Regions from separate parts of the Homo sapiens genome. Here region 2 is linked to region 1. The links are chromatin contacts, found by Hi-C in ENCODE. All regions are on one chromosome and are shown on one strand. The core of a region is the stretch at or near the end of the contact, and the rest is flanking DNA. Distances in the headings are between cores, read along the strand shown. Region 1 has its middle 21 kb from the start of WNT7B. Region 2 overlaps CELSR1 (cadherin EGF LAG seven-pass G-type receptor 1).

The links. A loop is a pair of places that touch in the nucleus more often than their neighbours do. Pooled maps may share reads with other maps.
Region 2: a loop to region 1 is called in a map of aorta, with 9 times the contacts of the local background. The contact joins two enhancer-like sites. A Hi-C loop is called at or near these places in 8 of 168 maps with a recorded cell type or tissue (A673, HAP-1, adrenal gland and 5 more) and 4 of 50 pooled maps.

The regions. Positions count from the first base shown.
Region 1 is chr22:45,994,592-46,000,895 of GRCh38, reverse strand. No RefSeq gene overlaps it. Among named protein-coding and RNA genes, the nearest start is that of WNT7B, 21 kb to the right of the region's middle. RefSeq lists enhancers at 3,166-3,835, 4,799-5,717 and a silencer at 4,295-4,444. Within about 2 kb of position 4,992, at least 22 of the 41 ENCODE cell types and tissues checked have a DNase peak (open chromatin) inside an H3K27ac peak, as active enhancers do.
Region 2 is chr22:46,521,061-46,527,585 of GRCh38, reverse strand. All of the region lies in intron 1 of CELSR1 (cadherin EGF LAG seven-pass G-type receptor 1), which reads left to right. Among named protein-coding and RNA genes, the nearest start is that of CELSR1, 13 kb to the left of the region's middle. RefSeq lists an enhancer at 4,184-4,684. Within about 2 kb of position 1,630, at least 3 of the 41 ENCODE cell types and tissues checked have a DNase peak (open chromatin) inside an H3K27ac peak, as active enhancers do.

The DNA.
Region 1 (6,304 bases), core at 3,743-6,242:
CGTGTCCTTGGCCTGGATCCACCTGCATCCAGGCTTGGCCTGTATGGAGCCATCATCTGCCCAGGGTGGAAGGGGCAGGAGACATCGAGGGGTAGGGTGGGGTGGAGGAACTTTCTCTTACAGCCACGTGAGAGGCCTGGTCTGCCCAGCGGGGTCCTGAGCTGTTGGTTCTCCAGGCACCTTCAGAGCCACTGGGTTGGGGGTTGGCCAGACTGAAAAGACTGGATGCTCAGGGCTGTGCTCCCTCCGCACCTGCCCTACCTGCAGGGAGGCAGGAGCCCAGCTGGCCAGTGGTTGGGTGAGGACAGAGGTGAGGGTGCTAGGAGCAGCCACTAGACACAAAACCAAGTCCCTCAGCACAGGCCCCTCATCTGGGAGGCACCTGGATGGGAGGACAGGTCCGGCCAAAGAGGTGCACACATGTGGGGCTGAGGAATGGGGTCCCTGCACAAAGCCGGCGTCTGCATCATGGGCAGACAGACCACCATGTCCTCATGAAGTGCTGGCTTCTTTCCTTCCACCTCCTCATTTATAGGGTTGGAAGAGTGACAGCTGAGACCCCAACCTCAAGTGCCCAGGCTGTTGTGAGGACGAAGCAGGGGGCTGTCACAGGTACGGGCTGAGGGCCTGGCAGGTAGGGGCTGTTTCACCTGGAAGCCCCAGAGCCCGGGAGAGTGCAATGCTCCGAACATGTACAGGATGGGAAGGAATTCCACACGCTCTTTTCCTGTGCCATCCCCAGTCCGCCATGGAAGGGAAGCATCAGGAGTAGGATGTGGTGCCTTTTAATTGTACCCATAGAATAGTAATTTGTGTAAACTGCCCCTTTCCCTTTTTGCCTCTGCCACTGGGAAGCTTGGAGCCAAAGCCGTGGGCCTATCTCTGCCTCCACTTAGACCTACCTTCTCTCCCCGTTCCCTTGGTCTTTCACCTCTACTTTTAAATACATGTTCTGATGTTCTGCGGCATCTTTGCTGCACCCCCAAATCCCTTCTGGACAAGGCGACCCCTGGCTCCTTCCTTTGAGCTCCTTGGTTTCTACAACCCTTAAGATGCCCCCACCCCACAGTGGCGAATTTCACTCTCTGGGAAGCGCGGCAGCAGGTGCCTGGGACGCGCCCACCGGAGCCTGGGCTTTGAATCCCTGTCCCCTACTCCACGCAGTGTCAATGTCGCCTGGCCGCCTGCACGTCTGTTTCCTTTGTGCTCAATGCATTTTCTAAGGCAGGTGCCAGGTGGTAGCTGTCAGTGTCATTTCTATTTCTGCTGTTGATTTGCTTGTCTGCTTCTCCAACTGCCTGGCCCCCAGGCTCCTGAGCTCAGCAGGCAGGGAGTGCATACAGAACATCCCCCCACCTCTGAGCTGTCCCCTGTCATTGGACAATGCCCCTAGATGGCACCTCAGGCCTCTGCGGGAGTCTGGGGGCTGTGGGAGTCTGGGGGCTGGTGGAGGCTGTCAGGAGAGGCTGCCCGGAGGAGGTGGTGAGACCTGAGGGCTGAGTAGGGTTAGCCAGGGCAAGGAAGGCAGGGGAGAGCAGATGGAAAGGTGGCTGTGAGGAGCAGTTTGGCCAGGTGTGTGGACAGCCCCTCTGAAGCCAAAGAGTCTAGAAGGTCCTTTGAACCTGGCCCTGTGAGCCTGTGCCGATCGGGCAGAGGGGCCCACATGACAAAGGCACGAGGCATGGCTCCCATGTGCCTGAGGAGGGGGAACAGGGGAGAAATAAGACCCAGAGGCTCAAGTGTGCTGTGCTGAAGAGCAAGGCCTTCAGGGAGGCGACAGGGAGCCACAGAAGGTTATGGGGGGGAGGGTGCACAGCAGGCTCTCTGATGCTTACATTGAACACACAGTTCCAATTTGATTATTTACTTGAACCCAATGACTCCTCTGGCAGTGGGCTTGGCTGTCCTTGCCTGGTGAAGGGATGTGACTTTCTCCCCAAGGTTGCACCTCCTCCAGCCCCAGGCAGCTGCACGGTCAAGGGCAGTACCCAGCAAGGGACGATGGAGATGCCGGCCAGCGTCTGAGGTTAAAGTATACTTTGAAAAGCGTGGCTAACGTTTGAAGGAAAACAGCAAAAGAAGAGTCTAGAAACCAGATCCCTGGCCAACAGGAGTCTACGTTCCAAACAATGTCCCTGAGGAGACAAAGAGCCAGGGCCCCTGGGGGGGCACTGCTGCCAGCCCTGGGGAAGGGACCAGGCTAAGAGGGCTCTCAGATCCTCAGGACAGGAGAGGGTGGGCTCTGCGGGCCGGGCAGGGCTGGCCTGTGCCCACTGCCTGGGGGAACTCAGCCAGCGGGAGCTGTGCACAGGTGCACAGCTGGGCCCTGGTGAGGGGTGGGGATGAGGAGCGGCAGGTCCAGGAGTGGCCGCAGGAGCAGTGACCCAGGCGTTGGGTGATCCAGAGGGACTTGGCCCATTAAGGGGACTTGGCAGCCGTGCCAGCCTGGAACAAGAGCCCGCAGAGGACACCTGCCTGGACAGATGGCGTCCAAGGCGGGCACTCCAACAGGGATGCTGTGAATGTCAGGTGCCACCGGGCACTGAACTGACTCAGTTTTCACACCTGAACAGGATCATACACATTCAGCTGTGGACAATTGAATCCATTTCCCGCCTCTGAGGCTTCACCATCTTTCCTCAAAGGATGAGGGAAGTGTCCGGTGACCCTGGCTTCGAGAGTTGGGGTTGGGGAGGGGTAGGAGGCACAGGGTGGTGGGTTGGGACTGTAGAGTCAGGCTCAGGGCTCAGCTCAGGGCAGGTGCCGTTGGGACCAGGGAACCATTACAGGTTCCCAGGTTTGACCTCTGCATCCCCCCAGTCCCTGCCCCTGAGGTCTGGGGTCCAGATTCCCACAGGGCCAGTAGCTGAACTCTTTTTCTTTGGGGAGGAGGAGGCAACCAGGCCTGGAGTCACTTCCCTTGTAAACTAGGCTTTGGCTTTTCTCTCTTCCCCTCCCTCTGGGCGGAGAGGTGGCCGACATCTAGTCAGGGCAACTGTGGGTCAGTCACCCACAAGCTGGAAAACCAGATGGTCCTGAGAGTCTACAGGGGACTGGGCTGAGTTGGGTGGGTGGAAGGACAGGGAGGGTTCTGGCCAGCGTTGGGGGGGCCCGTGCTGGAGGCAGGGCGGGTCTCCATGCCCAGCCTCTGTCCCCCAGGTTCCAGTGGTGGAGGGGGTGGGGCAAGTGGAGACAGCGGAGGGCGGGGGTTAGGGGGGCCCTGGCTTCCTCCAGCAGGCTCCGCCTGCCCCAGCAGCTGCTGCTTCCGCCGCTGGCCTGGCAGACAATGCGCTGGCGGGGAACAGTGGCCCGGGGCCAGGGCTGTCCATCCCCCCCAGCTACACAGGAAGACAGAACTCAGAAGACCAGTGTGTCCTGAAGTGAACTCGCTGCCCAGGCGCTGTGATTTAGGGCTGTAGATTCCCAGAGGAGATGCCTCCAGTTTGAGTCAAACTGGTTTCTTTCAGGCTTAAAATGGCAGGGCCCTGGGACCCCGTTGGGGAGGGGGTCGAGTTGGGAGGGATGGCCCTGGGAAAATCTCTACCTCATCTCTCCCTTCTCCTGCAGCCCTTGCCCTCGGGCTGTGTGGGTGGCACCTCAGCCCTCCTGCCACAGGGCCTTTGCACGGCTGGGCCCCTGCCTGCAGTGCCCTCTCTTGAGGTCCCTCAAGCCTGCTGCATCTGGGTCTCAGTCCAGAGGCCTCCCGTGGCCTGCCTGCCTCTCCATCCTTGCCTTAGAGCCCTTCCTGTCCCCTCTCCCCAGACATGGGCCCTGACCTGTGCTATGATTTCCTGTCTGGGTCCTGAGGTCCCCTCAGTCATTCTTGTTCCTCCTCTCCTGCCTACTCCCCCTCCTGGCACTCTCCCCTGAACCCTCAGGGCTCAGCTCCTGTGGTCCCTGGGCACCCTTTCTCCCAGGCCCTGCCTACCCACGTGGCGTGGGCCCCTCCATCGCCTGCACACCCCTCCATCGCCTGCACGCCCCTCCATCACCCATCGCAACGTGCCTGTGTGCTTGCCCGTCTCCCTGGCCCTGGAAATACTCCGGACGGGCGGGGCCGCTGCAGGAGCCCACCCCGATGCCAGACCTGGGCCAAGAGAAGAGGCAGGCTCTGCAGAGAGGTCCTGGGCAGGCAGCATGGACCTGGGCTTCCCCTTCCTCAGCATAGACCACAGCCGGCCACCAGGCCGTGGAGCAGGAGGGCGGCCCCACTGAGCTCCACAAAGCGGAACCGGCCCTCTGAGTCAGCGCAGGGAGCAGAGACCAGAGTCAAGCAGCCCTCCCTGGATGGGGGCGGCCTGGAGCTCTCCTCCCTGGACTGGGATGGCCTGGAGGTCCCCTCCCTGGACCGGAGCACCCTGGAGGTCCCCTCCTTGGACCGGGGCACCCTGGAGGTCCCTTCCCTGGACCGGGGCACCCTGGAGGTCCTGGTGCCTGCCCTGGCCCCACTGCCATAGGCCAGGACTCAGCTCTGTCCCAGGCCTCAGGCCCAGCCCTGCCTGCTGCTGACCTCCTTTTGACCCAAGTGTCACCCCCGGGGCGTTACGTGGAACTTACCCTGGGCCCGCAGGTGGTTCCCAGGGCCCAGCTATCCCCTCCTCGCCTCTCAGACTCAGCCAAGTGGCATCGCCTCAGGGAAGCCCTCCCTGATCTGCCTTCGGCGCTCCCTGTTGCATCAGGTGCCTTCCAGCTTGGAGGAGGGTGGTCTGTCTGTCTGTCTGTCTGGCCGACCGGTCTGTCTCTCCCGCTAGACTCTGAGCTTGATTTAGCAATTCATGGACTGAGGGGGACTGCTACACTTTGGTGCTGATTTTGGTAACTTCAGAGCCTCTCAGCCCAGGCCTGGCACATAAGGCCCGCAGGGAGCTGCTTGTTGGTTGACACTCATGGAATGAGTGAACTCTGGAGCCTTCCTTGAGGCATCGAGCTCGCCCCTGCCTGCTGGCCCACCGCTCCCTCGCCCTGGCCACTCATGGTGCGGGGCTGTGGCTTCCGGAGCCCTCTCCCTCCTGAGCGTGAGCTCCCGGGGGGGAAGAGAACAGGGTGGGAATCAGCCGTGAGAAGGAACGGAGCACAGTGCGGCACCGACTCACTGTCACTGATGCTGTGACAGCAACCACAGTGAAGAATCACACAGCCGGAGAGAGCAGGGGAGGGCGTGGAGAGATTGGAGCCTGTGCACACGCTTGCTGGTGGGAAGGTGAAATGGTGCAGCCACTGTGGACACCGAAGAGAGAGCCAGAGCCACCATGGCATGGACAGGAACAGGTCCCCTCCTGCGTGTAAGTCGGGAGAAGCGGCCACAGGGACACACCAGACACTTGCACCCTGAGGTTCCTCACCGCTCACAGAAGCTGAGGAGAAACAGTCCCGGCGTGCACCCAGGGGGATGGAGGAACAGAACAGGGCCTGTCCACACCTCCTCTCTCGCCACCTCGGGGCTGGGCCTGGCTGCTGCGGTGTGCTGTGTGTCCTGGGCGGCCAAGGGGGTGCTTCTGGGACCTGCAGACCCCTCAGCCCCCTGGGGACTGCAGATTCAAAAACTCACCCTACTTCTCATGGGGACAGCAAAGGCCCCAGACACCATGTCCCCACCTGGCCTCAGTCTCCCCACATGGGATAGAGGTGCAGCCAAGTGTCCCCCGGTCCTACCGGGCCCTCCTTGAAGCCCCCCAGGCAGGCAGTACTACGGAGGGGCGAGGGACTTGCCAGAGTCATACGGCCTAGTGGCTTGGAAGCTGGGTCTTTGGGAATCCAGATCCCGCACTCTCCTGCCCTGTGTCTCCCACGGGCGGGACAGACTCCCCTTGTCCCAGGAGTCTCGGCTCCCATGCCAAGGCCTGGCACAAACCAGGTCCTTTCCCTGCCCTTGAGCGCCCTCTGGTGGGCATGCTGGGCATTGTCAGGGATGAGGCGGAGGAACCAGAGCCGACCCCAAGGTTAAGGACAGGGTGAAGGGCCAGAGGCCAGGGACTGGCTGGGGATGAAGAGCTACGTGAATCCTGGGGGCCTGGGGGAAAGACCTCCAGTTTCTCAGGAGGCGCTGGTGTCACTGCCCCATCGTGCAGTGGATCCTGGGACCGGGAGGCCCCGCGTTCAGGCTCGATCTTCGGGGTCTGGTCAGGAGGTGGAAATGGGGTCGGCGGGGTCCCAGGAAGGAGCTTTTGTGCCCCGAGGCCCTGGATATCACCAGCCTCACCTCAGAGCTGCCCCTGCGTCCTCCTCTCACAGGGAGCCAGGCCATCCTTTGCAAGGGACATGTGGACTCCAGCCCGGCACAGGCCCCTTGCTGGCTTGCAGGCTC
Region 2 (6,525 bases), core at 381-2,880, 530 kb before region 1:
TCCTGACTTCTGCGGCTGGGTGGAGATGGACCATCCGATGAGCAAGGGGGCTGAGCTCAGGGGTAGAGTGGTGACACCAGGTGCAGGCAAGGGCGGGCTGGGACTCTTCTCTACCCCCCTGGACGTGTGCAGTGTGTGATGGGCAGGGAGACCGGGAGTCAGATGGATCCCCCGGGTCGAGAGAGGGCTGACTGTGGAGGGTTTGGTGGGCCCCCTCGGGAGGATTTAGGCAAGAGCTGGGTCCCATGTCCCAGCTGCTGGGCGGTGAGAGTGGAGGGGAGGGAAGCTGGGGACATCATGCTTGCTCCAGCATGGGGGTGGCTGAGGAGGGCTTTGCCAGCTTAGATGGTCAGACACATCTCAGCCGATGTGCTCCATGTGCCGGGAACCCTCCCAGGCTCTGCAGGCCCCATCGCTTGCAGTTTTCCAGCCGCCACACTGTGGTATGGAAAGTACCGTCGCCACCTCCATCCTAGAGATGAGCAAACCAAGGACAGGGCTCCCAGGGCACCAGCTTGTGATGGCAGCAGTGGGATTTGAACCTGGACCGGGCAGCTCCTAAGGCATGTTCCCTGTCTGTGCCTTCCAGAAAAAACTGGCTCTGGGAGGATGAGAGTGAAACTGAGAGAGGTTCGTTCCCTGAGCCAGAGTCCTTACCGGGAATCGGCTTTGGTGAGAAGACGTGAGGCCATTTTTGGCCCCGTGTGGCTGGGCGTCTTTGAGAGTGTCCTGAAGTTGATTGTGTGTGCAGGTCCAGACTGGGGAGACCAGCTCAGGTTATGGACACAGAAGTGAGGGTGCTGGCAGTTAGGAGGGGACCCAGGCCCAGCCTTGAGGAGCCATGGCCCGAATAGCCTCCTGGGTGGGGAACAGTCTGCTTGGGAGCTGGAGCAGGAATAACCACGTGCAGGGGAGGGCCCACGGGTGCAGGCCCTGGAGGCTGAGGGAGGGCGAGTGTCTCCGAGGGGGTCATCCGTGATGGATGCCGTCTGGCGGTTGGAGAGCCTGGGGACAGAGATGTGATGGGTTAGCCAAGGGCAGGTCCTTGGTGGCCTCTGTGAGATCTGAGTGGAGTGGTTTGGGGGTGCCTCTGAGAAGCAAATGACAAGGTTGCTGGCATGAGTGGGATGGGAACAGGACCCAGCCTCAGAGGGAAGGCAGGGTGTCATGGGGACAGGCCTGCACAAGGCTGAGCTAAAGGCCCAGCAGAGTTGGCGGGTTACGCACAGCACCTAGCTGTCCTGCAGCCTAGCGTGGCACTGGCCCGTCTCAGGGGCTTTGGGAGTGGGCAGTGTCAGGTCTTCCTCATTGTCTCCCAAAGGGCTACTGTGGCCAAGCTTCGTAGACGGGTTTGCCAGGACAGTAACTTCTGCCTCTCTCTGAGTCATCAGACCTGGAGGGAATGGAGGAGCAGGAGGCGGACGGGAAAAAGGGGCCTGGGAGAATGGAAGGGGCCACAGGTCCACGGGACATGGACTCACCAGGGCAGGGCGCCCACCTCAGCACCAGCTGCCCGGGGACAAGAGGTCTATGTCTGGCCCCATGTACCGACCAGGGTGTTGAGAGACCATTTTTAAAAGTCTAGGTGAAGTAGCAGGCAGGTGAAACTCCGGGCAAGTTCCCAAAGCCCTGGGCAGGAGCCGGCAGGAGGGGCGGTGCTGGCCACGCCTGGAGCGGGCCCATGTTGCTGGGCGTGCCAGAACCCCACGCTGGCCCCAGTGTCGCTGCTGAAGGGTCCCCTTGGGTTTGGGCTGGTGCCTGTGCCTGCACATTTTGAAACCCGATAGCAGAACCTGTTGAGGAAGGGGATAGGTGGGTAGATGGGGTCTGGGGCCCCTGGCAGCGGCCACCTTAGCTGGGGTGTGGCCTGTGGCCCGGTGCCACGGGGCTCATCCCTGCCAGCACTTGGATTCAAACAGAATTAGATGTTATCTTCTGGGTGCAGCATGTAGAAAGCAGTCCTGAGTTTGGTGTGATTTCTTCAGTTCACAGCCTTGGGGGAAATCGTTTTCTAATTTTTTCTTCTTTTCCTGTAACCTGAACACACGGGTTCATATAAATGCCCCAAATTCCCTAGAATGAAATTCCTTAATGCTGGGAGGGGTTGTAGTAAACAACCCTCTTTTTTTTTTTTTTGAGACAGAGTTTTGCTTTTGTTGCCCAGGCTGGAGTGCAATGGTGCGATCTCAGCTCACTGCAACCTCTGTCCCCTGGGTTCAAGCGATTGTCCTGCCTCAGCCTCCCGAGTAGCGGAGATGACAGGCGCGCACCACCACACCCGGCTAATTTTGTATTTTTAGTAGACATGGGGCTTTCTCCGTGTTGGTCAGGCTGGTCTTGAACTCCCGACCTCAGGTGATCTGCCCGCTTCGGCCTCCCAAAGTGTTGGGATTATAGGCGTGAGCCACCACGCCCAGCCGTAAACGACCCTCTTTAATTCAGTGACCCAGCCTTCCTCTTGCTTGTTTTGGGAGGAAATTCAGGTGGAAGTTCAAGCCATGAGGGTCCAGAGGCCAGTCTTGCAGTAGTGGCCGCTCCTCTTGGAGGCCCCTGGGCTTCCCTGTCCTGAAGCCTGTGGACCTGGGGCCTGGTAGGCGGTGTGGATTATTTCTGGAATGAGCCGGAGGGGACCCTCGGAGGGGTGAGGGGAGGGGGCTGCCTGCCAGGTGGAGGGCCCAGTGCCTTTACTTGGGGTACAAGGGGAGCTGCGCAGAAGCACGGACAGCCCCCAGGAGCCGTTTTCGTTTCCTCCCACACGTGCTGAGGGACTCGCCCTGGTGAAGGGATGGGCATTTTTCAGGAAAACACCAGTGACTGAATTCTTAGGCTTTTGCTTCGGGTAAGGACTTGTGGATACCTTAGTAATCAGGTCCCCCTTTTGGGCGTGAACATTCCATAGCTGGGAAAAGCCCCACAGCAGCCTTTTAGTGGGGTCATCCCTCTAGCGCCTGTTCTCTTGTCCTGGATGAAGGCCAGGGGCTCTTAAAAAGCAAACAAAACACACAGACAGACAGACACACACACACACACACACACACACACACGCACACAACGGGGGTGGGGGCCGTTTTCAAGGTCATCGTGTGGGGTAACACCTTTCCTTCCAGCCGCCCGACACACCGACTTCGCCCCTTCCAGTTGTCATGGGGATTGTGCAGGGGACAGGATGTGTCCCTCAGAGCTGCGGGCCTTGTTTGGAGGCTTACGCGTGTCCCAAGCACAGGGGGCAGGCCTGTAAGAGGGGAATCATGTAGCAAGGAGGCTGGCCCAGAGCAGGGGTGATTGAGAAGTGGGCGCGGGACCGCCTGGGTCTGTGTGCTTCCCACCACCGCGGTGCCTGTTCAGTCTGTGCCTGCATCGTCTCAGTGAAATCTTACAGGATCCCCATGGTAAGGGCAGAGAAACTGAGGCTAGAGAGCTTGTAGCGACAGGAAGAGCCAGGCGCAGACTCTGGGGTCTGTGTGCTCTAATCGTGGTGCTGACAGCCATCTTCGGTCCCCTCTGTCTGTCAGTGGCGAGGCCCTGGGGCACAGAGCTGGAGGTTTCTGAGGACGGAAGCTCAGTGCAAGTGACTGCGTTGCCTGAAACGGGACGGCTGAGAGTTACCTGCACATGGTGCCTGATTGTGGGGGTGGGCGACAGTGGCAGCCGTGCTGCAGGACTGTGGGAGGGGCTGAGGCTGGAGAAGGGGCTCCTTGGAGCCTTCTCTGGGTCCTTGTGGGGTCTCTTATGGTAGAGCTGTCACAAGAAGCTGTAGAGTGAAGGACTGGTGGGCACCAGGTGCAGGGAGGCAGGCATGTCACTGGTCAGAGCTGGAGGCTCTTATTTGGGGAGCCTGGGGAGGGAGATACCAGATGAGGAGCCTGCTCAGAGCAGGGGCTGACGCACCTGTTGAGGGGCCTTCCAGCTCAGAGAAGCTGCATTGTACTAGCCGGGGAGTCGCCTTTCTCCTGCCCTGTATTCTTCCCTCCCTCCCTCCTTCCAACTATCCATCCACCCATCAAGATTTTTCTTTCTTTTTATTTTATTTATTTATTTATTTATTTATTTATTTATTTGAGACAGAGTCTCACTCTGGCACCCAGGCTGGAGTGCAGTGGTGCAATCTCAGCCCACTGCAACCTCCGCCTCACAAGTTCAAGCGATTCTCGTGCCTCTGCCCCTTGGGTATCTGGACTACAGGTGCCCGCTACCACACCCAGCTAATTTTTGTATTTTTAGTAGAGATGGGGTTTCACCACTTTGGCCAGGCTGGTCTCGAGCTCCTGACCTCAGCTGAACCGTCCGCCTTGGCCTCCCAAAGTGCTGGGATTACAGGCATCAGCCACTGCACCAGGCTAAGATTTTTCTTTCTTAATAGTCTGTTTTTATTCACAGTTTTGTATCTTCTTTTAAATATTTTTTAGGATTTTTGTTCATATCTAATCTAAATGACACTTGGTTAAAGTAAACTAACAGCAACTAATTCAAATAAAATCACATGCCCTGTTAGCATTCGGAGATAAGAATGCTCTTGCAGGGCAATAACCATTTGTCAGTGAGTTGATTGTTGCAGGGCGGTTTTCATCATCAGAATGAAGTTGTTCAGCTGCCCTGCAGTTCCGCTGTCGGCCAAGGCCCCAGGGGCTGTCCTTTGATGTGTTGTGATGCTGGGCATGGGCCCGCTGAGCAGGTGTTCTCCCAGCATTGGAGACGGCCTGAGATTTCACCAGAGATGAGGCCTGGGCTGTTCTCCACTCACTGCCCCGTTCAGATTGCCTGACGCTGGGTCTGCCTGGCCCCCTCTGGACCTCCGAAGGTGGAATGGCCATCCCCTGGGGCCCCTTCCCTGCTGCCTCTCACCCTTCTGTAGGTTGGGGAATGGAAAAGCAGAGATCCAGCCTGGAGATCTGACTGTGATTGGGGAAACCTCCTTTTTCTTGCCCATGTATGTCTCAAGCTCTGAGAAAGTATCCCATTTAAAAACTGTTATGAAATATTTGCAAATCCTATATGTGATAAGGGATTAATATCCAGACTATGTAAAGAACTCCTACAATTTAGCAACAAGAAAACAATGGAATTAAAAAATGAGCAAAGGACTTGAATAGACATTTCTTCCAAAGATACAAGTGGCCAATAAGCACAAAAAAAGATGCTCAGAGTCATTAGTCAACAGGGAAATTCAAGTCGAAACCGCAGGCGTGGGGGCTCCAGCCTATAATCCTGGCACTTTGGGAATCTGAGGCAGGAGGATTGCTTGAGCCGAGGAATTGGCAATTTCTACCAAAAAAATATACAAAATATAAAAAAATTAGCTGGGTGTGGTAGCATGAACCTGTAGTCTCAGCTAGTCAAGAGGCTGAGGCGGGAGGTTCGCTTCAGCCTGGGAGGTGGAGGTTGCAGTGAGCTGAGATTGCATCACTGCACTCCAGACTGCACAACAGAGTAAGACCCTGTTTAACACATACACGCTTTTGCAGGGCAATAACTGTTTGCCAGTGAGTTGACTGACACACACACAAAAAAACCCCAAACCTGCAAGGAGATGCTACTTCATACCCATTAGGATGACTGTGGTCAAAAAAACTCAGAAAACACGTGTTGAAGGATGCAGAGAAACTGGAACCCTTTTGCCCTGTTGGTGGAGTGTAAAATGGTGCAGGTGCTGTGGAACACAGTATGGAGGTTCCGCAAAATATGAAAAATAGAACTACCATATGATCCAGCAATCCCGCTTCTGGGTATGCTCTAATTCAAAACAAGGTCTTTATTTTTATTCTTGCTTTTGAGACACAGTCTCACTCTGTTGCCCAGGCTGGAGTGCAATGGCGCGATCTTGGCTCACTGCGGCCTCTACCTCCTGGGTTCAAGCGATTCTCCTGCCTCAGCCTCCCCAGTAGCTGGGATTATAGGCGTGTGCCACCACACCTGGCTAATTTTTATATTTTTAGTAGAGACGGGGTTTCTCCATGTTGGCCAGGATGGTCTCGAATTCCTGACCTCAGATGATCCGCCTGCCTCAAGCCTCCCAAAGTGTTGGGATTACAGGTGTGAGCCACTGTGTCCGGCCTGACTGAAAACAAGATCTTTTTTTTTTTTGAGATGGAGTCTTGCTCTGTCGCCCAGGCTGGAGTGCAGTGGCGCGATCTCGGCTCACTGCAAGCTCCGCCTCCCGGGTTCATGCCATTCTCCTGCCTCAGCCTCCCGAGTAGCTGGGACTACAGGTGCCCGCCACCATGCCCAGCTAATTTTTTGAATTTTTAGTAGAGACGGGATTTCACTGTGTGTTAGGCAGGATGGTCTCGATCTCCTGACCTCATGATCCTCTTGCTTCGGCTTCCCAAAGTGCTGAGATTACAGGCGTGAGCCACCGCGCCCGGCTGAAAACAAGATCTTTAAAGAGGTATTTGTACACCCATGTTCATAGCAGTGTTATTCACAGTAACCAAAAGGTGGAAGCAACCCAGGTGTCTGTGAACAGACGAATGGATAAGCAACATGTGGTTCAGTTGCATGATGGAATACTACTTAGCCTGAAAAAGG